6 separate regions of the Mus musculus genome follow, and all the other regions are linked to region 2. Evidence: chromatin loops called from intact Hi-C (ENCODE). Cell type or tissue: left cerebral cortex. All regions are shown on one strand.

The links. A loop is a pair of places that touch in the nucleus more often than their neighbours do. Peaks named below come from ENCODE experiments on the same cell type or tissue, not always from the same donor. Only the 100,000 strongest peaks of a DNase experiment are listed, where the experiment ranks them.
Region 1: a loop joins it to region 2, with 2.0 times the contacts of the local background. A loop is called at or near these places in 3 of 42 quality-filtered maps.
Region 3: it touches region 2 in a loop (2.6-fold over the local background); 4 of 42 quality-filtered maps call a loop at or near these places.
Region 4: it touches region 2 in a loop (1.9-fold over the local background); 8 of 42 quality-filtered maps call a loop at or near these places.
Region 5: a loop joins it to region 2, with 6 times the contacts of the local background. A loop is called at or near these places in 2 of 42 quality-filtered maps.
Region 6: a loop joins it to region 2, with 7 times the contacts of the local background. A loop is called at or near these places in 10 of 42 quality-filtered maps.

What each region holds. Positions count from the first base shown.
Region 1 is chr17:52,181,050-52,185,049 of GRCm38, forward strand. No RefSeq gene overlaps it. Among named protein-coding and RNA genes, the nearest start is that of Gm19585, 34 kb to the left of the region's middle. In left cerebral cortex, a CTCF peak has its summit at 1,899 (motif pointing left); a DNase peak (open chromatin) is centred at 1,884.
Region 2 is chr17:51,831,003-51,835,002 of GRCm38, forward strand. Satb1 (special AT-rich sequence binding protein 1) reads right to left here and starts at 1,645. Exons shown (of 11, transcript NM_009122.2): 1 at 1,468-1,645. In left cerebral cortex, CTCF peaks have their summits at 1,978 and 2,180; DNase peaks (open chromatin) are centred at 2,043, 2,269 and 3,165; H3K4me3 peaks cover 3,385 bases; H3K27ac peaks cover 2,375 bases.
Region 3 is chr17:51,959,748-51,963,747 of GRCm38, forward strand. Gm20098 (predicted gene, 20098) reads left to right here. Exons shown (of 3, transcript NR_045095.1): 3 at 2,723-4,000. Among named protein-coding and RNA genes, the nearest start is that of Gm20098, 79 kb to the left of the region's middle. In left cerebral cortex, no CTCF peak of the experiment used is centred here; DNase peaks (open chromatin) are centred at 1,811 and 3,198; H3K27ac peaks cover 306 bases.
Region 4 is chr17:52,164,979-52,168,978 of GRCm38, forward strand. No RefSeq gene overlaps it. Among named protein-coding and RNA genes, the nearest start is that of Gm19585, 18 kb to the left of the region's middle. In left cerebral cortex, no CTCF peak of the experiment used is centred here; DNase peaks (open chromatin) are centred at 2,405, 2,909 and 3,447.
Region 5 is chr17:52,347,449-52,351,448 of GRCm38, forward strand. No RefSeq gene overlaps it. Among named protein-coding and RNA genes, the nearest start is that of Gm41600, 45 kb to the left of the region's middle. In left cerebral cortex, no CTCF peak of the experiment used is centred here; DNase peaks (open chromatin) are centred at 778, 1,242, 1,534, 2,151 and 2 more places; H3K27ac peaks cover 2,712 bases.
Region 6 is chr17:52,459,991-52,463,990 of GRCm38, forward strand. No RefSeq gene overlaps it. Among named protein-coding and RNA genes, the nearest start is that of Gm27217, 140 kb to the right of the region's middle. In left cerebral cortex, a CTCF peak has its summit at 1,991 (motif pointing left); DNase peaks (open chromatin) are centred at 1,556, 1,954 and 2,436; H3K4me3 peaks cover 293 bases; H3K27ac peaks cover 967 bases.

The DNA of each region.
Region 1 (4,000 bases), 350 kb after region 2:
TGAAAAGACCACTGCATTTATGAAGTCACAACTTGTAATTGCCTGTACAAGATCTATGTAAGATCAATCCTGTCAACCTCCAGTATAGTCTATCCATAACTGAAGAGCTATGAACAGTTGATTGTGTCTTGGGAAGAGAAATTCAGTTTTCATTAAGGATGATAGTCCCTAGCAGGTCAACCATGCTCCAGTGAATGACCCCACAACTAGGAATATATGAGGGATACAAATTGGACTTGAAGGGCTATTTAAGCAAACACACACACACACACACACACACACACACACACACACACACACTCACACGCACACGCACATGCACACACAGTTGGAGGTGAGATAGTGAGGTGGGTCAATTTGGAATGAGTTGGTGGAAGAGTAGGTCATGGATATGATCAAAATATATTGTATGGAATTCTCAAAGACTTACTGAAATGTTTGTAACATTAAATAAAATCATTACTCAAGGAAATCAAATGAGGAAAGGAAACCAGGGATTTGTTTGGAGTTATTTTGCCTTTGTAGCTATGTGAAAGTCTCAGAGATTGCTTGTCAAGAAAGTCTTTTGGAGGGCTTTCCATGGTGCAATATTTAATATTTAGAATTAAAGCCTGGGGAAGGAAATATTATTGTTGAGTAGGAAAAATAAATTTAAAGTTGAAATTGTCCTTAAATGCACCATTTACTTTTTGAGAATCCATGCCACCTAGTACTTCACAGCTCAACCTCTTCTGTGAGTATGTTGGAGGTAACCTTCCTGAAGGAAGAGGCCATATGTTATGCCCATTGTGATGTTTAGGGTTTAGATTTGTTCCCATGGTCCTTCAGTTTTCTTTAGGATGCATCTCTCAGCAGGTGTGCCCACTGAGGAGTCTGAAAAACGATCTGACTTTGAACAGCTGCTTGCTTGACTAGAGCCAAGTTTTCTTGATTTATTCTGAGTCTGCTCCATTCTTGGGCTGCTAGTCTCTACTATGCCCAATCCACACACCCCTTGCCTCTCTCATATGTGATTCCTTTTTGAAATTCAAATGTAGGAGACTCACTCAGTTATATTGTTCTCATGATCTGTTTTACAATCTTGTCTCTCAGTCTTTTTGGTTAGTCCTTAAAGCCACACTTGGGCATTATCCCTCTCTACAAGCCTACTTCAGACAAAGTTAATTATTCCTCCATCTGAGGGACATTATCACCTCATTCATATTTGTTGTGCTTTTTGGAGGAGACTGCCTCATTGTTAAATATCCATTTGCCAACATACAAGATATCATGATATTCCATTGTTTCTATTACTTAGTTGAGGAGCTGCCATGGGGTAGAGATCTTGGGCAAGTGCAAAATTGAATGGCTGAGTAAACGAAAGCAAAGTTATCTGGTTCTTGAGGGATTGAACACAAAGCTTAGATCCTCTGGTTACCTTATTACCATAGACATTTAAAATATTCAATACACTTTGCTTCCAGGCCTATAAAAATTTCTGTTTGTCATCTCCCACAGAGTTGACTCTTGGGCTATGACTAATTACATGTGAATATTAGTAGATAGAAAAAAATCAAATTTTTAATTGGATGGATTCCAATCATAGCCACAAATATTTTACAACCATAGACTAAGTGTATTTATGTGAATGTGATACGTAAATTTGTATGAACCTATATATGCTATAATTTAGTATAAGTAAACCATCAAATACACTCAAGTTCTTCCTTCGAAGGAGTCACTTGAATGCAAACTCAACTCTAACCAGGAAACCAAAAGCATTTAGAGGGCAGTGCTTAGTCAGCCTGGACCAACTTGTTCTACCTGTTAGGGACAGAGTCCTGATGAAGTCCCCATGTTCAGGGAGTTGTTTCTGGAGTAGCAAGAAGCATTCTGTGTCTCCCCCTGCTGGTTGATGGAATGACTAAAGGGAGCAACCCCTTAGGACTCCTCACGGTCATGACCTTACAGCCTGTGCCATCTGGTCATTGGCTTCTGTGAACTTTTAATGAGGAAAGTTGATGTCGAGTTCACATCAGGTTATTTCCTCTCATCCCCAGCTTGCAAACTCTGCTTAATTAGCATTCTGCATTTCTTAACAATTCTAACTTCACATCCCACTGAAATAAAGCATTAGGAAACCCTCTCCTTGCATATTTTAATTCCAGGCTATCACTACATTTTGATTAGATTAAAATTGTTTTTAAAAGCCTGTGTTTGAAAATAATCTGCAGGGTTACCGCAAAGGATATTGCTTCCTCTAGTCAACCAGCCACCAAGAGACACGAAGAAAGAAAAGTATAACGCCAAGTAAGGTGATTCCACAAGATATTTGGAAGAGGAAAGAATTATCTACAATTTGTTTGTATTATCTCATTAACTGTACTTGGTAATTATATATCAAAAGAATTTGAAAAAGGTTTTTGTTGTGAGTATTTTAGTTTACAAAGAAGGCATTGCATAATAAATGGCTTACAAAGCAGAAAAGGTTCTCACCAAATGGTGACAGTTAAAATTAGAAACCAAAGTGGTACCATTATCAGCTATGAAGTGAAGACATCAGAGCAGAGAGTAGAAAGACAGAGAGACAGAGAGAGAGAGAGAGAGAGAGAGAGAGGGAGGGAGAGGGAGAGGGAGAAAGAGAGACAGAGACAGAGACAGAGACAGAGAGAGGCTGAAAGACAGGAAATGAGACAGAGATAGAGGAGGATCTCCATAAGCTAAATGTGCTCAGTCCTAAGTAATAAATGCTTCCATCAGAGGCTTTAGAGAAGAAGGTGGACAGTTTAGACTCATTCTGTGCCATTCTAATTGCTGAACTGGGAAGATAGCACATGAGACAAACACAGAGATGTAGGTGAGTTGGGAGATGACCAAGGTGAGAGAAAACTGGACTGGATTAGTAACAGTAAAAGCACTAAGATGTGATTGTAGATATTTGAAAACATGGTGTACATTTGCTTGTTGATTACATGCATGGTAGAAAGAAGGAGAAAAACCAAGTCCATGTACAGGATGTGGCACCTTAGCAAACACTTGGGTAGAGAGAGCTGGGAGGGGCAGAATTAATTTTAAATTTAAATATAGTATTTTGATTAATTCTTTCAAAGATTTATGCATGCACATAATATATTTTAATCAGCCCTACCCCTGACCACTCTCCTCCCCCTAACTTCATTCTTCTGTTTTTTGCTGTTATTATTTGTCATAAGCCTCAGAATACAGTTCATGCTGCCTGTATTTGCACAGATATGGGACCACCCACTGGAATGTGGTATTGACTGACCAGCATCTATAGCCTAGAAGAAAATTGACTCTTGACTCCTAGCAACTATCACCTGTTAATATCTCCACAGCAGAGGCTGGGGACTCATATCCTCTGACCTACCCCTATCTTGGGATGCTGCCTAGCTTGATCTTGTGCAGATCTTGCTGAGGTGACCACAGCTTCTGTGAGCTCATGAGTACAATGGTCTTATCATGTCCAGAAGACACTGTTTTGATCTAGTTTTCTCCAAAAAAACCCTGGCTCTTAGGATATTTCTTATTTCTCTTTGAAAACTGTGCCTGAGCCTTGCTGGAGAAGTGTGATATTGATGTCCAATTTGTAGCCGAGGACTTCATATATGCTTCCTCTCTGTAAGGAGCAGTTGTGAGTTCTGAGCTGACTGCTCTCCACTGCAGAAGAGTGGTAGGCTTTTGTAAGTGGGCAGTAGTTTGCCCAAGGCTCCATTTTCCACCTAAAAGTCAAGATAGCTTTTCCAGTCAATGAAGTGCTGCAAAGTGCTGTGGGTGTCACGAATCTAGTTATAGATAACATGAATGGCCCAGAACTTGTTGTCAGACTCTCCAAATGAAACCTTAAGGAAACACGTGAGTGCCAGGACCAAAGTGAGGGACACTGCAGCTTTCCAAGGTCAGAGAGAGAGAAGTTGAAGCATAAGGAAAATCTATCAAAGGAGACATAAAGCATATGATTAGTGAGACAAGGAAAAGCAGGGAGAACATAAAGGAAATGTAC
Region 2 (4,000 bases):
CACTCTTTCAGAAAATCCACTCTGGACAAGGTGTAAAATTAAGTAAAGTTTTTGGAAGGCTGAGCTTCTGTCACCAGGCACAAACACTGTAAAAAATCCAGGTACTGCTTAAGGACAGAACCTGACTTCTGGCAGAAAGAGACCAGACTCTTGCTCATTCCCCTCTTCTGTCTTGGGAAAGTTGGGTTCTCTGGCCTCCAAGGATACAAACATGGAACCCCAGCCAATCAATCGGGAGCAGAAAAGGTTCTCTCCAGGGAATTGGGTGTCTTCCGGTCCCTATGGACAAGTGAAATCCACGTCTTAACCCTGGGAATCCTACATGCCTCAGAGAAAGTTCTCCCAGAAAGGGTGCAGAGGTCAAAGTTGTCAACCGGACATTTTAAGAGATGAGCCTGTGGTTGACATCTTGTTAAGTAAAACCTGGCCCTGGTGGAGGCCAGGGTCAAAACCTCTACCCTGAGCTCTAAGCTGCTGTCCTCTTGGTCTTCTGGGATCATCCCAGAAGGGACCTGTTTAGCGCCTTTTGCTGGGCCAAGCACACGCACGTGTCACCATCTGGACCTGCCGCTTGCCCCCTCAGTCCCTTGCATTCGAGCTGCCCAACCCCAGTTCGGCCACCCTGGGAGCTCTGCAATGGAGGAACACTGTAGAAGGCCGCCGCTCTCGGGTGTGTACTGTCGCAGGGAAATGAGGAGTTGCCCCCTGGGCTGCACCTGTGGGGCCACAGTCCCAGCTAAGACACCATGTACCTCCCTCGGCTTCCCGCCCAAGCCCAAACCCGAATCACCCTCCAGGACCGACCCGCGATCGCCGGCGTGGGCTGCACGAGCGCTGTTCTTCGGCTCTCAAACTCTGGGCTCCAACTTGAGCGCCCAGCGCCCGAGTGGCTCTCGGGATAGAGAAGTTGCCACAAACTTCCCAGGCCCCTCTCCACCTCCGCTCGCCACCAGCAAAGTAGGGCTGGCCGGGAAAGAACAGGGGGAGATGAGATGGGAGAGGATGCTAAGTGAACTCCAGATCTGGCGCGCGACCTTTCCAACTCCACCCCGCACCTCGCCTCCTTCCCCGCACCGGGGCTCACTGAGCGGCTCCCTTTTCCCCACTCGCCCGCCGAGGGCTTCCCCCCACGCCGCCTTCGTCCTCTAAAGCGGGCCATGCCCACGACCTGGACTAAAGTGTCTAACGAGGGACTCCTGCCGGGCAGGTGTGCGGGAGAGGCAAAGACGCCAAGTAAGTCCGCATCCCGGCCATGACCCTCACTTCACCAGCCCAGTCCTCCCGAATGTCTGAGCGCGCTCGAGAGAAGGGCCAGCAAGACCCCGGCACGCGAGGGGCGCAGAGTCGCCCCAGCCGGGGCCACTGAGAAGTTTGGATCGGTTCCGCATCCGCAGAAAACGGAGGCGAGCCGGGCAAGAGACCCAGAGCGGGAGCAGCACTGGCAGGGAGCAAAGAAGCGGGACTCACTCAGGCGTGGAACCGGGACAGCGCGGGCCAGCGGTGCGGGCCGAGGCCGGGTCGGCTCCCCGCGCGGGCGCGCCGGGCGGCGGACTTCCCGGGCGGCGGCTGCAGCTGCTGCCACCTCCCCGCCGCCGAGCTGGCGGCCGCCGCGGAAGTTAATGGCAACTTGACTTCAAGTTGTCTCCTCTCCCCATCCGAAGTGGGCGTTTAAAGGGGGCAGAGCGCGGCGAGCAGCGAGCGGGGAGCGCGCGGGGCCGAGGGGGAAGGGAAGGGGCGGGGGCGGGGCGGGGCGCGGGAGGGGGCGCGGGAGCCGCTCGGAGCCCGCAGTGTAGAGCGCGGCGCGGGCGATCGGGGCGCCCCCACGAGAGCCCCCCGACGCTGGCCGGGGGCCGTGCGTGCCTGGGGCGCCGCGCTCTCGCCTCTCGCCCGCGTGGGGGGCTTGCGGACCCCACAGCGGGAGCGACCGGGCCCGGCCTGCCTCCCCCGCGCCCGCGGCCGCTTCTCCCCCTGGCGGCAGGATCCTGGGCGGCCGGTGGCTCCGAGAGCGCGCAGTGGAGCCCGAGCTGAGCCGAGCCCGAGCCACCGCAGCCGCCACATCCCTGAGCGCCGCCCGGGTGCAGGGTCGCTGCGGGAGAGCGACCCCGCGGCCGCCAGGGTAAGTGTGGGCGAGCCCCGGAGCCCCACCGCCCCGGCCCTCACCTGCACCGCCCCCGCCGCGCACCCTCGCCGCCCGCCGCTTCCTCTTGTCGTTGTTTGCCTGGGCTTTGGGGGTGCAGAGCGCGGGGCATTGGTGTGTGTGTGTGCCAGCGGAGGAGGAAGTCAGGTGAGAGGCCTGAGCACAACCCCCGCGCCCCGCAAGCCAGCTTGTGTGGGGTGTGTCGCTCCCCAGTAGGGGCATGCGGGCCAAGTTTTCCCCTCTCTTCAATGTTTGATGGAGAAGATCTTTCCTAGAGGGGACCTCCTTCCCTTCAAACTGATGGGCTCTTCTTGCTATCCTCTTCTCTTGGGCACCCCTATTGAGGAACACATAGTGGATGGAGGAGGAGGGGGCCTCTTGCAGACCCCCTTCTCAACCCCAGCTATTTGCATCAGTATCATTTTCCTGTCGGCAGCTGTAGGTCGACGCACCCAACCAGAAGGAGATGCTTAAGCCACTGTCCAAGTCTCTTCTCCCACCCTGACCCACCCAAAAGCAGGGGCAAAGAGGTCAAGAAATGCGGATTTCGTAGGAGGGGAGGCTGGGCCCAGGGACCTTTTCAACTGGTGAAGCTCCAAAGAACTCTGAAAGGTCAAAGTAGCTGAAGGCTTGGACCCCCAAGCTAGGGAGAAATTGGACTCTATCAACTTTAACCCACTCCCCTGCTACTCCTTCCCCACACAACCCCCAGCTCTAAGGAAGCTATCAACTAACAGGTCTTTTGTTTCCTGTTGTGTCGCCTTTGGGAAATTTGCATTGAACGTGACGATAGAAAATTACTACTGTTTACTCGAAGTTAAGGGGGTTGCAGAACGAAAACAGTTTTTACTTTTCTCTTTGTGTGTTTGGCAAGGAGTGGAGCTGTTAGGTTCGTGGCAGGAATTGCAGAAGCTCAGTTGTAAAAATAAGGACTGTAGAACTGCCTGGGTCTGTTTTTAGCAGCTGCACTTTCTTGCGTTCTTTCACATAAGGCTTGCTCTCTCATTAAGTCCCCATAAATAATTGTATGTGGAGCGAAGGCAGTCAGGGTGGCAGGATTGAGATTGCTGGGAGTTCCATCCCTCCAGCGCAGAGCTGTTTGCAGGCAAGTTCCTGGAAAGTGACTGTGGGCTGAGAATTCAGTTTTTCCTAAAAGCTCTGTCAGGTCCTCTTCTGTCGGTTGCCTATGAATCAAGCCTGACACGGTGGGTGACTAGCGATTTGAGCCTTGGTAGCAAACACGTCGACGGTGCAGTGGGAGTTTTTGTTTGTGTTTTGTTTTTTGGTTTGGTTTGGTTTTTTTTTGTTTTTGTTTTTGTTTTTTTGGTGAGGTCATTCTAAATGAAGCAAAATGACATAGTTCAGGCAGCTTTCTGAGAGCCCCCTCGTCCATCCTTGATTTCCCTAGAATTCTCCAATTTTTTCAACTTTTTTTTTATAATTCAAAATACCATGCCAAAGGCATAAGGACATAAACAAATATGAACTAATTTTCATTTGGGGAACTACCTCCTCCCCCTTCTGCTCCTCCTCCCCTTCTTCTTCCTCCTCGCCCCCCCACCCCCAAGCCAACGAGCCCCCTGGAAAGCAAAGCAAGAAGCTATGGGTGATTACAAAGAGCAAAACAACATAAAACATGAGTTTCTCTTCCTGGCTCAGGTTTTTCCCTTCAAGTCCTGGGTGACTTCAAATTTTCTTGCCTTGATTTGCCAAAGTAGGGACTTGTCTAACTAGGTGCCAGTGTCCCCACTGAGCAGGGCAGGTGAGAATGGAGGCTCTGCAAGCTTAGCCTTTACTGATTATTATTGTGAACATATAAAATTGGAGCACAACAGAAGCCCAAAAATGCATTAACATTTCCTC
Region 3 (4,000 bases), 130 kb after region 2:
TTTACTTTTTCGTTTCCTTACCTCTATAATAGAACATTTAACTTTGATGATCTCCTTTCTGTAAAAATATACTTGTGGTTTGTTTGTCTTACATTCTTGCTCTTTTGTCTATTTTAAGGTTGAAAGATTTTCTCCAGAATATTTTATGGTTAAAATCACTTTGGAAAATATTTATAGGTTATTCCCCCCCCCCTAAGTTAGACATAAACTTATCATACAACACAGAAATTCTTCTGGTAGGATTTACCCCCAAAGAAATGAAAATGTAAGTCTACTGAAAGATCTTTGTTCATAGTGTCCTTAAGTAGAAAGAACTGGATTGATCAACATTTAAATATTTAAATGTATGCCCAAAATATGAGGAGAGGCATAAATATAGTATATATATACAAATACGCAGTAATAGAAAAAGAACATGTTATGGGCACATGCAACAACTCTGCTGAACCCAAAACCTTCTGAACGGAAGGGGCTAGATGCCAAAGAGTATAAACTACAATTGTACTTAGATCTAATACAAGAACTGGAAATACTAATAATCTGTAATGATAGAAAAGCAGTGTGCAGCTGTCTGTTTTAGGGATGTAGAAGGTGCTTACTGGGAGAAACACAAGAGAGTTTTTGGAATTAGCGGACGTGCTCTACGTCTTGTCTTTGGTGTGTGCTTGTCAGAATTGACCCAGCTCTCCATACTGTAATACATCTTAATGTAAGTAAGATTAGGATTCTGGTTTTCTGTCTGTTGCTGCAATAAAACACTAACTAAAAACACCTTGAGAGGAGGAAAGAGTTTACATGACTTATAGTTCAGAGTCCATCTCTGAGGGAAGGAACACAAGGCAGAAAACACAGGAGTGTTTCCTACCCTGGCTTGCTCAGCTAAATTTTTTACACAGACCAAGCTCACCCACCTAAGGGTGGCACTGCCCATAGTGGGCTGAGTCTTTCTATGTCAATTAACAAAATGGCCCACAGACATGCCACAGGCCAATCCTATGGAAGAAATTCCTCAATTGAGGTTCCTTCTTCCCAGATGTATCAAGTTGACAAATGAAGTTAACAATGTCAGATAGTAAAAATATTTCATGGTTAGCCAATGATAACATATTTATTGCACACCTATGCTGACTAGTTTTTAAGGGTGATTGTTTCGGGCTTTGAAGGAATCCAGATCATGAAATTATCATTTGAATTTAAAAATAAGATGTTCTCCATGGGGGAAATTTGACAAATATATAAAAGTTAAATGAATAAAAGAAATGACTCCCAGTTTCAGCATCCAATCATTTTTCTCTGCTTTTCCTTTTAACATCTAGCAGGCTGTTCATACACAATTGTGAGATCATAAGGATTTCCCCAAATAATTCCACGATTTTGACAAATATAATTTTAACAATGCATCATAGTCACAGAAATATACGCCATAAATTATTTAAAATATCTCCCACACTTGGACACTTTTCTTTCTGGTTTGCTTTTGCAGTTTTATGTATAAAATGTTGTGGTGATTAGCATATGTCTTCTCCACTGACGGCTATCTACTTAGGTAGATTCATGTATACTTTGATCAAAGGGTAATGCATTAATTATATTACTTGGTACCACAATATTGAAACTTTTCCACTTTCTCCTTGGTTTCTAGTCTAGAAAAATCTTCGAGTCTCCTTACTTTCCAATGAATCCTTGCTGTTTGTGATAAAGAGTTAAAGAGACAGAATTTTCACCTACTTCCCTGAGTGTAATTCATTGCCTGAATTAGCCTCATCCCTCTGTCAAAGTGCCCAGAAACCATGATGATAGGAGATATGGAAATAGATATCTAGCATATGGGAACCTGCTTATAATTTCTTGCTCACAGCATTTATCCCACGTACAGCATTTATCTTTAAAAGAGCAAGACTAACGAACCCGTATGTATTGTTCTCTCCTTACAGCATATCCTCATTTGAAATATGCCCATGCTAATGAGGAAGGGATGGCAGTGTTCTCCAGTGGGTAGTGTCTCGGTGCCCCCAGGGAAGAGCTTGCTATTGTCACTGGCCATCTCTGTGCCTCCACCTTTGTTTAATCAGAGGGGCAACTTAAGGTCTGAAACTCCTATAGTCATGCATAAATGTATCTTTCCATGACAAGAACTCATGCCTCAAGAAAATTGGGATGGCCAGACCTACGGAGGAGGTCAGTGGTTGCAGAATCCATTTTTGAATTGCTGAAGGATTCGTGGTAGGATTACAGGAAATGGTGAATTCTTCTGGTAAATTATGACTATCACTTGATTTACAAAAAGATCATATTGCTATCAGCTCATTCAGGAATTTATCTGTGACTGAATACTAAGTAGCATAGAACTGGGAGTAAGTTAGCTGTTTATTTAGGTGTGGCTTTTCTCTTAAAAGGCTCATTTCATTATATCTTTTTTGGGGGTGTGTGCATGTTGTACACAGGAATGCGGGTGCCTGTGAAGGTGAGATGTGTCTGATGGGCTGGAGCTGGAGATATATATATATATATATATATATATATATATATATATGCAGCTGTGATTTGCCCAAAGTGAGTGCAGAGAACAGAACTCTGGTCCTTTATGAGAGCAGGAAGTGCTCTTACCTGCTCAGCCATCTCTCTACCCCTGCTGTCGCTTTTTAAAGTCCCAAGTTCTTCTTTAAGACTGTCCAATGAGGCAACTAGTCTCATTGATTTTTTTTTTTTTTTTGATGTTTAGATAAGGTGATGTGTGAAGATGCAGCCATTGTATACTACGGATATCGAGCAAAACTCCTCACTTTGGCGAAGTTTAGAGAAGAAGCAGTCCCTAGCAACGGTTCCGCTTGAACTTTCATCCAGGACCACGGAGCTCAGCCCACCACTTTCCTGGCATTGACTCTTGACATCCATCTTGGAAGGGAAACATCCTAAAACCTAGTATCCTGAGTTAATGCCACTTCACTGCTGTGCCTGAAATCTCTGCCCTCGCTTCTGAAGGGCAGTTTCCTTCTGCTTTCTGGGCGAGGGAAGAAGCAATTGCCTCGCTCTGCTGAGCTGTTCTCAGACCAGCATTCCCTTCCTTCCTCTTTTCCTGCGTCATTCCAGCTTCTCCACATGACCACTGCTCTCAGATCTCTTCCAGACACATCAGATCTTTCGTCAGGGTTGCCCTTGACATCTTCCTAAGAACTTGGCCTGCCAGGCATGTTTTACTTTTTCTCCACAGTGACATTTTCATCGCCACCCACTCCAAAATCCAAATGGCTTGCTTACTTGTCCCTGGCAGCTCGTCATTGGTCTAGGACTTCCCACAGTGGTGCGCTGCAGGCCACTCTTCTCCAAGCTTACTCCTAAGGCTCATTCTCCCTGATCCCTGTTCTCCTGCTTAGGGGTGGGGTTCTAGTTCTGATTTCTGCCCTCTGTTCTCTCTCTTCTGCTCTTATTGCTCACCTTCTTTTTCCTTCTGCTCTACAAATGTTTAACACTTCTGCGACTTTCCTTGCTCCTTCCACATCTGCACAAGAAAAGGAGGCTCAGGTTAGGACAAAAATCAACTCAGGTGGCATCTCAGCACAGCTCAACGGTTCTATCAACTGCCACTTTAACTCTTTCATTGCCGCTTTCCCCCCTTGTTTCAGCTGATCGTCTAGTGTCATCAGGAATATCAATGACATAAGAACACTGTCATTTTCTTCAGGGTCACATTTAGTGACTCTAGTCTGTTTTTGAGGATTACCATCTTCTTTCTTTCTTTTAAATATAAGCATATAGTTATATGATATACATTAACTTAAGTGTGTGTGTGTATGTGTATGTGTGTGTGTGTGTGTGTGTGATGTGTGCCTGAGTATATGTATTTATGTATACCGCATGTATGGAAGTCTCAATAGAGGCTGGAAGAAGGCATTAGATTCCCTTGAACTAGAGTTATAGGTAGTTGTGAGCAGCCTGATGTGTGTGTTGGGAACCACATCTAGGTCTGAAATGCTCTTAATCACTGAGCCATCACTCCAGC
Region 4 (4,000 bases), 330 kb after region 2:
TATTATTTATCTTTTTTTTTTTAAGGAGAAGATTATGCTGGCTAATTTTATTTGTTATTATTTACTTTTTTTGGAGAGGCATACACAGATCATAGGACTCACTTAAACACAAAGGAGAAATATCTATGGTCTCTTCACTGTCCTTCCTTGATTGAAGGACATGAATTACTATTTTCCATGCCACCATAAGAAAGTGCAGGGTATTTTTATTAGCATTTCAATGGATTGAATATTCTTCAAATTGCTTCTAATGAAAAATAAATAAAACTTTCACTGTCCGCAAATTCCAGTCACAATGCAATCTTGAATATGCTCTCAACTTAATTTTTAACACGAGAGAGAAATAATGGTTTGGAGGCTATTATGTAGACTAGGCATCAGTTTCCTTGACTTCTGGGCCCACATTTAATTTCCAGCCTGTTAGGATTAAAACCTGAAATTATGTTGTTATTTTAGTTTAGAATTCTTAGTATTCTCATAATCATCATTAGCAAGAATCTTGCTTTGTTCAGAGTTACTGTTACAATCAGCAGTAATGATAGCCATTATTATTAACAATGCAGGACGGACAACACAGTTGGGACTGCATCTGTGGCAGTGTGAACATCATCGTAGAGTATATGCCTTTCGATGTCTAAAACTGTGTGCACAGCTAGTGGGCTCAACACCATTCAGATCATCTCATAGCCTTGGCATAAAGAAACCTAGGCACCATCAGGACACAGAATTTCGGGGCCATTTGGGGGACTGGATGTACAGTCTCTTGCAGGCTGCTCCTGTGCTCTACCACTGTGTCTCATACCCAGACCTTTTTTTAAAAAAAGTTTGAGGTAGGATCTTTTGCTAAGTTGCCCAGCCTCAAACTCCCTCTGTAGTCTTTGAATTCACAATTCTCTTATGCAGTTCCTAGTTACAGGGGATAACAGGAAGTGGTAGACCTGGCCATCCAGTGACTTGGTCTCACATCTTGAATGTGGATGTACCCGGAGATAGAAGATCAGGGTAGACTCAGAGCAGTCCTTGAGAGGTCATTATGGACAGGCCAATGGCAGGCTCAAGTGAGGTTTAGAGGAGAGAGAATCTCTAAAGAAAGAGCCGTCTGTTCCAGTGGGCCCTGTGAGCTTCTCCTTAGTTTTGAAACACTCCCTTGAGGTCTTTATGGAAGGAAACCAACGACTGTTGCCTCTGCTTTCCATTTCTACTTGTCCAGCAAAGAGCTGTGTTCTCTGAAGTGTGGATCTCCCAGAGCTGGAGGAAGTGACGGGCGAGGTTAGCTAGGACACTGTGCAGAGCAAACCAAAGCTGAGCTGCTTTCAAGTAGAGTGAAGTCCCTGGAGAGTGCACTGGGCACTGACAGCCAGGCAGGTCTCAGATGCTACCTTCTTTGTGGCAGTTAAAACTTTAAAATATTGGTTTTGGTTTTTTTTGTTTTGTTTTTGTTTTTGGGGTTGGTTTTTTTTTTTTTTTCTTTGACCTTTAACAAAAATGGAGACAGTTCTTTTTTTTTGCCCAGCCTCAAACTCTCCTCTGTAGTCTTTGAATTCACAATTCTCTTATGCAGTTCCTAGTTACAGGGGATAACAGGAAGGGGTAGGCCTGGCCATCCAGTGACTTGGACTCACATCTTGAATGTGGATGTACCCGGAGATCGAAGATCAGGGTAGACTCAGACTTAGCTCAATGTTAAAAACGATCCCTAAAGTGCCCTGTTTTATTTGAAAACTTTAGAAATGTCAGCCATCCTTTTAGGTACCGAGTGCTGGCTTTCCTTCTTGCTTTATGAAAACACACACACACACACACACACACACACACACACACACACACACACACACACACACATTGACAGGCTTGATATTTATTTCACCCTGCCTCCCATGAATCTCTGTTAATTCTGCTCTGTTTTAAGAGGGGGTTGGGAGTGAGGTGAGGGGTCAGGGGCAGAAGACTGGCATAGGAGCCCCGTTAGAAGAAGCCGATAGGGCTTTGGGAAGAGTAGGGGAGAAATGCAGTTTGTAACATGTAATCAACATCCCAAGTGCTGTTGACAGGCCATATGCATCACGCTTTGAAAGAAAACCAATGCATTTGTTTATTCTGAGATGTGTGTATATATAGGCATGTGGACATTCATGTGGAGATGTGTGTGTGTGTGTGTGTGTGTGTGTGTGTGTGTGTGTGTGTGTGTGTGTGCAATTTACTGGAGGCATCTGCCCTTTCCTTCCATTTGATAGTTCCTGGAGGGAGAACTCAGTGCCTCAGGCTTGGCAGAATGTACCTTTACCCACTGAGCCATATTCAGAAGAGTCACCATGACAAGGGATGTGAATGATCAAGACACCATGCTCTGGCCTTGCTCATAGTGGCTTTCACTGCAGCTTGGTCAGATCTCTTGCTGACAGAAGCATTCAGTTCTCCGCTGTGACATGTGTTCATAGTAACCTGTTTCCCTGTAAAGTGACAGGGTGGGTTCTCGGGGGATCTGACAATAGAGGGAACACCGTACCAAGTTGGATTTGTTTGTCTCCTTATCCCCACTATATTACGTTGTCCAAGCTCCTATCGTTATGTATCTTTTTACACAGCCCATATAAATGATTTCAGGCCATTTTCTTTAAGAAAAACTAATGCCTCTGGCAATTTTCAGACAACTAACATAATCATTAAAAAAAAAGAAGAGTAACAAAAACATAGAACGAAGGCTAGGCTTTTAAAATGTTATAAAAACAGACTTCATTTCCAGTTTCCTAAGGGTTATCATAGGAGCGGTAGGTTTTGGTGACTATAAAAATGAGGGAAATACATTGGAGGTGGCATCTGAAAACAATGTGCTAAAAAGCTTTTTAAGCAGGCATTTTACGCAGAGTGGATACCCAAAATGGGATTTAGAGGATTTGAGGGGGATGTGTTTCTTGGCATTTAATGTTCAAGGAGTAAGCATGGAAAAAAATGGGCGAGTTGGTTCAAAGAATTTTGGAGAGAAATGGTACATTATCAGAGGGAGAGCTGGGAGGGTGGAGCAATGGCTTTAAATATTTTGACTTGAAGAGTTACCTCCTTTTACATGCATTCAATCTCAAATGACTGTCTTTGCCCAACGCTACCCCCATCCCACATTAGTGAGGTCTGTACTTGTGGACTTCTGGTATTAGAAGAGACTTATATTTAATAGTTTGTAGTTTGGTTGGTTTCAAAGGATGAGCAACCCAGTTCCCCTTTTCCTAACCCAGGGGCATCTGTGCGTTCCTCCCACCAGCCACTTCAAACCAGTTTCTCCTTGCTCTTCTGTATTTTGGTTAATGTAGCCGTCACTTGCGTAGTCACTGGACATGAGACCACAGCATTGTCTGACCTCACGTTTGTGATATCATACTGAATGACTGTTCAGATACTGAAGTGGGCAGGTATTCCTCAGAACTGAGCACGGGTGAAGCAGCCAAGAATTGCACTCTCATGCACAGTCTGTCTCTGCAGCATGTAGGTGGGCCCCAGATCCTGTATTCTCAAAAAGCTCCAGTGGTTGCCACATTTCTGTGGTGATGGTTTCATCATGAGGAGCAATGCATGATGTGTAAGGAATGTGGTTGGCTTTATGTTCACGTCACTCCTCCTTTCTGTGCCCTGTTTTGGAGATGTCCTCAGACCACTTGGACTAGAAGGATGATACTAAGTGTATTACTGCCAGTAATTGTTTTTAAAGGAACGAAATGAAAAATATTTTGAGAACTTCCCTAAGCACACACACACATGCACCCCGCAAAACCCCCCTCCCCCAATACACACACACACTCACACGGAGAGGAAGTGGCACTCAATTGTACTCTGACAGCTGTTTGCATCTCTTTCTGTTAACCATTGTTACATGCTTTCTTCAGTCATAATTTGTCCCTGCAACTGTTTTTGAGGGTTCAACTACATGTGAGATTCTAAGCTACACTCAGGGAGTGAAAACAATTTCATATCATCAGTTTACAGACTTGTGTAGGAAAACAGTCAAGTA
Region 5 (4,000 bases), 520 kb after region 2:
ACAGAGAACAGGAGGAAGTGGGACAGGGGAGGAGCCTTGTGCTGACAGTCAATGTCCTGTTACATGGAAACACTTGATGCTTTTGTCCACGGATATTAGGAATTTTACGAAACTATTAGAATAATGAAATGCTGCTTTGCAAAGTGATTACCTATAAGAAACACATACACACATTGCTAATACCCCCAATGACAATGAAGCCACTCTGATACCAAGAATGGTTTTAGAGGATGGCATTTTGTTTCTAGTTGAAACAAAGCACTGAACTTGGAAAGGAAATCCATCGTTCTGGTCCCAGGGTCCCCCAAAACAGTGGAGACAGGATGTTACAGAATTGTCTAGGACCCTATGATCTCTGCAGGTCCAGTAGTTTAGCTATGTGCTAGACTTCCACCTTACAATGGAGCCAAGAAAGGCTTGATTGATCCTTCTATAATCAGGTAGAATGATCTAATTATAGCTCACAAAGCTACAAAAATTGAGGTGATTTCTTAGGCTGACCTTAAGGGGCCCACACAAATTCTCTCTGTACACAGAGACGACAATGCCTCCACACTGACAGTGCTGAGCACATTCCCTCATGCTCTTTTTGAAAATGTGTGTTGTGATTGTGTGTGACACAATTTACTTATTATTATGGCAGTAGGAGTTGAATGTGATTGAAAGCCATCAAAAGGCACAGCGTCTGAATGTCAAATATGGCTTGTCTCTAATTCCAGACAATCTGGCTGTCTGTTCCTCTTCCCCATCCACACTGATTCTCTCAGCTTTGCAGTGAGTGGCACTGAGTTTTTTGCGTTTTTCTGTTCAGGTCAACATATCCGAACATTTGGGGAGCCGGAATGAAAACCAGTTTAAAGCTGTGTTGTGAATTTCTGCTTAAATAGGTTGGGTAGGAGAACAGCAATTAAATTTTTATAAGAAAAAAAAAACCTTCCACGAAGCTTACTGTTTTCTGTATTTAACTCTTTCCCACTTCTTCTTTCCAACTTCATTAGCCTCCAAGTAAGAACAGCATATTATGGATGTCGAAGGAAGTTTTATTTAGACTTATAAGGGCTGATCTATTCCCATACTGTTTAAATTAATGTTCAAAAAAGAACTCAAACCACATTCTAACATTTGGACTATGTAAGAAGGAAACAGATTTTTTGGAGGAAAAAAAAAGATGTTGCTTTAGCTAAGCAGAATGGGCTGCAGGAGCTCAGACATGCGCAGATTTCGTTTCTAAATGTGTGTGTTATCTGATAAGATCTGGGCTTCGTGTGCATCAATTCAGAGGGTAAATGAGCCCCTGAACAACTTCCTTCTCTTCGGTCCTCCCCCTCCCCGTCTTCCTTCTTTCAGCCCCCTGCCCTTTATTCCCTTTTATTTTCATCCCTTCTCTTCCCCTTCCCCACCTTCTTTTTTTCTCCTAACATATGGACTTTCACTTTTATCTCAGACACCTGCAGCCTAAGGCTTGGAAACATTTGGGGTTTTCACCTAACCGGTTTCTTTTCCGACCAAATTAGCTTGAGAAATGCAGGGTGACTTTGAAAGCAAGAATCTCTTGAAATAGAATGGCCTCAATTTACATCAGCTATAACATTCAGAGAATTAAGTTCCCAATATCTTTCCCAAATACCACGCTCTGCCCACACATGGAAGGCCTTGTTAGGTAAGCATCCACACATGTGATCATTCCCCATCAGAAAACAGCTACAGAAGAAAACAAACTCACCGATTTCGTGTTTTCATGCAATTGATTTTTCTTCCAGTTTTTCAAGTGCAAACACTGAGACATTCATATGACTTCAGAAAGGGCTGCAAGGCCAAAATTCATATTCTCTCTCTCTCTCTCTCTCTCCCTCTCTCTGTGTGTGTGTGTTTTGCATGAGTGAATTACATTTCAATTAGCCAGCTTTTAGCAATAGTTACTTACTTTGGTGTGTTGGCTTCTATTTGTAGCATGTGTGTGAATATATTTTTTCTCATAAAGAATAATTTTAACAAGAAAAAGAAAAAAAAATAGTGAGCCAGAAAAATGTCAAAGTCTACCTTTAGAAAACACATCACCTTCTAGAGAAAAGCCGCAGCCTGTCTTCCATGTCCTAAATATTGTAGTGCTTGCCTTTGAATATAGTTGACATCATTGAGGAGGTGAATTTTAGGCTTCTTCAAGTGATGGATTACATAGAGCCAGCAGCAGCAAACCTACCCCTTCCCATGTCCTGGCATTACAAGAACCTGGGAGTTTCTTTTATGAAGCTGAATGAGAAGGATAAATGATATACTGGGTTAGCATACCTTCCTGATCACATTTGTAGTCCATAATGATTTTCAAATAGAACAAAACTCTGCCTGAGATGTTGTAATTTGTGAAGACTGTCAAACAAGTCATGGTCCCAAACCTTAAATAACCTGTTTTCTTGTCTTCAAGTCAGTCTTGCCACACTTATCTGGCCTCCAGTTCCTTTGCAAGCATCATGTGTCAGTGAATCCAGTGAACTAATCCATCAGAACTTCCGCCACTTTTCTGGGATTCCTTCCACAAGGCTTGTTTCTTATGCACCATTCACATCCAGCTTACCCAGGGGCTTTGCAGGACGGAAGTTACTTTCAGACTAACCCTGCAGGAGGAGTCAGCATACAAAGTAAACCAATTGCCCATGCCTTGACTAGATAGATGCTCTGGATCCGAGGTGATCCCCGATACTGCTGATCACAGATAACTGCAGAACTGGTCTTGGAAAAACTCTCTATGCTGATTTTTGTAGTTAGCAATGTAAGCTGTAGAATCTTGGGAGGCAGAGGCAGGTGGATTTCTGAGTTCGAGGCCAGCCTGGTCTAGAGAGTGAGTTTCAGGCCAGCCAGGGCTACACAGAGAAACCCTGTATCAAAAAACAAACAAACAAACAAACAAACAAAAACAACAACAACGAAAACAAAACAAAACCAAAAAAAATCTGTAGAGAGTTTTTCCAAGACCAATTCTCAAACTGTGAGAAAAAGAGGACATACACACACACACACACACACACACACACACAGAGAGACAGAGAGAGAGAAAGAGAGAGACAAAGACAGGGAGACAGAGAAAGAGAGAGAGACAGAGAGAGGCAGAGAGACAGAGAGACAGAGAGACAGAGACAGAGAGACAGAGACAGAGAGAGAGACAGAGACAGAGAGAGAGAGAGAGACAGAGAGACAGAGAGAGATTGAATATCCTAAAATATTCCAAATACACTTGAGAAACACTTGGCTACATTTAAACTTATCAACCCAGTCATGTGACTAGAGAAAGCCTTTGACAACTAACTCTTTTCTGAGAACCTTAGCATTCCTGTCAAATGGTTCCTAGGAGCTGGTAATATTCAAACTGTCTAAATCTGAAGGCAGTTCCAGAGATAGCAAGAAAGGTGGGCAGGAAGCAGACCCAAGTTCACTGTTATTCTACCAGATGAAGAGAGAGCTTCTTGTAGTGTCAGAGAGCTTGTTGAATGGAAACAGTCAGAGATGGTGCTCACCAGCAAACCAATGTGAAGGAGCAAAGCTCCAACAGATTCTTCTGTCAATGTCCTGAGACTTTCTGGCCACTGGAAGCATTGCATCATTAAAGGAAAAGCCCATCTAGCACCAGCAGACAGAGAATATCAAATTATTATTTCAGTCTCCAAGGGTACATTGAAAAGTAAAAAAGCATGCAGAGTGGGGTACTTTCTATGTGTTAGAATTCTATTCAGAAAGGTATATTCAGTTTTATGGTTGTCAGCTTCAAAAGGGATGGGGGCACAGAATCAAATTTTAAAACGTCGTTTTCTTCTGTCTGTATAGGCAGAAGGGCCAGACTGTGGGAGAGGGTATGCCACAACAGCCCACGCGCATCACTCCTTCCACGTCCTGCCTCACCTGCATCTCCTCTACCCCCAAAGCTACCAAAATTAGACTGTGAGGCTTATATGGCCCCAGCCCCACACGCTGGAGGCATTATCTCCTATCTGCGGTATTGAGTGCTGTA
Region 6 (4,000 bases), 630 kb after region 2:
AAGGCAGGGAAATTAGATACAATTTTCACACAGTTCTCATGTAAGCACATGAGAATAAAGAGGGGTCCCTCTCACCCTTTTTTTTTTTGAAGACCATCTTTGTTTACTTCATTCCCAAGTATTAAGAGATTGTGTGATCCATTTGCATAGGGTAACTAACATATACCACATCATTTGCACGTCTGCAAGTACACGTGAGTAACCGTAATTACACGTGACACCAATTACTCTATTACTTTGTATTAAATTATAATGGAAAATTCCACTAGAGAATTGAAGCCTAATTGCATCTTAATTTGCATAATTTTGCATATTAATTACATCTCCGATGAATAATAAATTTCAGCAGATTTTTAATTTATGCATAGACACAAAAACAAGTGGAGAAATAATTTAGAAAAAAAAATACCAGCAACTATTACTTAGGGCATTCAACTAATTTTGCTTAGTTTAGCAAAACAAAACTTGGTTTGTTTGATATGGCATCTTTAGGCTGATTGCTGTTTATTGCATAATATGTCTCAAAGCATAGGTGCAGACATGGCTTTTCTTAATAAAAGAGGAGGGGGTTCAATTATAGCATTTTAAGTTTAGAGATTTTATAGTTTGCTAAACCTGTTTTGGGGATAACGTCTCTTTTTAGTTGGAAATATCTTTAATTGTAATTCCTTTTTAAAAACTGAAGATTAATTTCTGTTGTTGCTATTTTAAATGCAAGGGATTACAAAAAATAGAATATAAAAAAATACTTTGGTGAAGGCAACCACTTATAAAATGTGTCAAATGATTCCTTATTTTGAATCTATGGTGAAGTAGCTCAAAATTATTTCTGTGATTTTACATGAGCAATTCAAAGAAAGAATTCCCATGCAGGTTGTTGTTTTGTTGGGAAATCACTGTGCAGAGGAATGGCTTTTAAACCTAGCTGCTATTTTCTGATTATTTTCTTTGTTTATCAGTATCCTAGTCTAAGCAGTAACATTTGCTTTTGATTGCTAGAGACCTCGATTTTAAATTTCTTACCTTTGGCCTGATATTTATTAAATAAATGGAGCAGTTTTCTATAATTAATACATATAAAGCTATCTTTACATCAAAAGTCACAATAAAACATGACTTGGTATTTCTCAAATGATAATACATCTGTGAAAATTCAATTTGTCCACCTTTGCCTCAAAACAAGCCTTCATGTTTTACTGTTGAAGCAAATGCCAAAGAAGGGGGCCCTGGGTGCTGCCTCCTTAAGTCTAATACTATGATCATTTGGCAAATTATACAAAAGGAGAAGATGACAACATCCCAATAAATCAGGAAACTGTCAAGATTAATAATCTTAGCCGTCATCTGTTTTCCTATGAAAGCCCGACTGGCATCAAGCACGTTCCAGTTTATTCTGCCCTTCTTCTGGTTGGGAAACTGGATTTGTGCCAGCCTGGTGGCACACGACCTCCAGGAAGCCATCCTGTATGCCTTCTATCGTATTAGTCTGCATTTTGCCAGTCGCGCTGTTTCACGGGGCTGCAAGCAAGAACTCCTTAGGACACATGCGCCCTTCTCCCGTTTCTGATCAGCATTATCACTTGCTACAGACGGGAGACAATCTTGAGCTTAAAAGTCTGCATTTCTGTTTGTTTCCTTACATTCTAATATTTGCTGTTTGGTTTTAAAAGTTTTCCTCAGCTCAGACAAAGTAGAACCAATGAAAGAAATAAAATAAAGGCCCGACGTTCTATTGTCAGTACAAGGCCTTGCCTCTCTGGTTTCTGTTACTGGATGACAGACCTTTGGTTACTCAGGTATTTAAAAGCTGATCATTCAGCCATCCAAAATAGAACTGTGTCCGTGATCACATCTGTCTCTACTTTTTTGTTCAAGCCTTTTGATCAGGTTCTTACATTAAAGAGGGATTTGAGCTGGCTGAGTTCCTCGGGGAGGGGAGGGGGAAGAAAAAAAAATGATTCCAACATTTGAACAATGGTTCCCTCTTGTGGCCAGGCTTCAGGACTGCTGTTCAGGAAATCGAGAGCGGTGAAAAGTCTCTCCTGATGCTTAGACTTTTGTGCAACCTGCTGTATACCTACTGGCACCTGGTTTGGAGACCCTTCCTTCAGGTTCCAGTCACTGGTCCTATTTTTAGCATGGTGTAAGCTTTGTAGATTGAGGAGACAGCGGAACCCAGCTGTTCTGTGCTCATCATTGCTCTTATGCAGAGAAAAATCTTCCTTTGGAACAGCGTAGTGTCCGTATTTTAGGGAAAAAAAATTGAAGTTGTTAATGAGTATTTGGGGGAAAGGCTGTCTGGCTCTCATTATAGGGTTCAGAAGTGTATTTAGACTCCATAAGTCAAAGCATTCATAATCTCCTGAGGGAGCATTTCTGGTGTAGAATTAAGTCTAGACTGTGCTCATTCGTTTAGGCATTTTCATCTTTGAGGGTAAGAGCCTACAACACGACCAGTTACTCGCAGATGGGCCTCCCATGCCCCTTTCATCCATTCTCAAATAGACTTATTCGATCTGACTTCCTGATGGGACAACACTTGGTCTAATGTAGCATCTGTCAAAGCCCCCGCACAGGTCCTCACGGTGTTGAACCATGCTTAGAGTGGCGACTGCCAGAAGATGCCCCTTTAAACAGACTTTCCCCTCTTTAAGATCATATTCAATGGAGAAGTAAGCTACTGCGACATTGACAGGAATCTGCTCTTGCATACATGAGACTTTAAATATCAAGGAAAAATTGTAGCTGTCCGTGCAACAAGATGAATGCAATGTGTGTGTGTGTGTGTGTGTGTGTGTGTGTGTGTGTGTGAGTGTGTGTGTGTGTGTGTGTGTGTGTGTGTGTGTGTGTAATACAATTCTAGGTATAGAAACATTCTCTCTCAATGCTGTTCTAGGGATCCCATTTAAGGAATGAAAGCTTTTGTATTTGTCAAGGCATTTCCAGGCCACAATTCTTATTTACCTCACAGTTTGTTTGGAAGTTTTACATGGTAAACAATATTCAGGGTAGAAATGGAAGCAGTCTTGCCAATCCTGGACAACATTGTCAGTTGCCAGGAATCAAGACTACAGAGCTTTAGTAATTATTATTTTTTAATTGTACCTATGAACATGTAACGTATGTAAAACATGCGCATGCACATCTGTGCCAGGATATGTATGTTAAAGTCAGAGGACCGCTTTAGGAGTCAATTCTTCTCCCTCTGCTCTATGCATCCCGGGGACAGAATCCAGACCCTCAGTCTTAGCAGCAGACACACTGACCTACTGACCCATTTCGCAGACAAATGCAGGTGTAATTGCTCATATACTACTTTTTCTCTTGAGGGCAAACAAAGCTTTCTGATGCTCTCACATTCACTTGCAATATGAGTCATGTCAGAAGCACAGCTAGGTCAGTAGAGAATAGGGCTACTTCAGTTTAAGTTAGCCCAAACTTCAATATTAAAAAGAATGGCTTGCTTTTCTCCAAGTAGCGGACTTCAAAACAACTAAGGCTTCCTGTCATTGCTTTCAGCAGCTCCCCCTCCCTTTTCTTCACTGTTTCTTGGGAGGTGTCCTCCATGTGGTTTCTTTGTCAGGTAATAGGTGCCTGGCCGAAAGCTCCCCAAAGAGTCCATGCCCAATCCCCTGATTCCTTTCCCTTTTGTTCTGCCTGTTTGTTCAATAGAACAACCCAGGTTTGAATGGCGCATGGCTATAGCAGTTTCCCCGTAGCACATGCTTCTCAGCAGCTTGTGGACATTTAAAAAAAATTAATTAGTATCATCTGACTTCTGCAGGAAACCCATCCTCAAACCCAGTGTCTCTCTCTACTTTGCCCTTCTTATCTGTCTCTGCCTCTACCTAAGTCTCAGTCGCTATCCCTCTGTCTCTGTCTCTCTCCCTGACTCCCCCCCCCCCAAGAGATTAGCAATCTAATTCATTTGCACAAGAATAATAACCAACAAAAATCCATCTGGCTCTTCATTTTCTTTCTCTTAAAGGATCACAGAAGC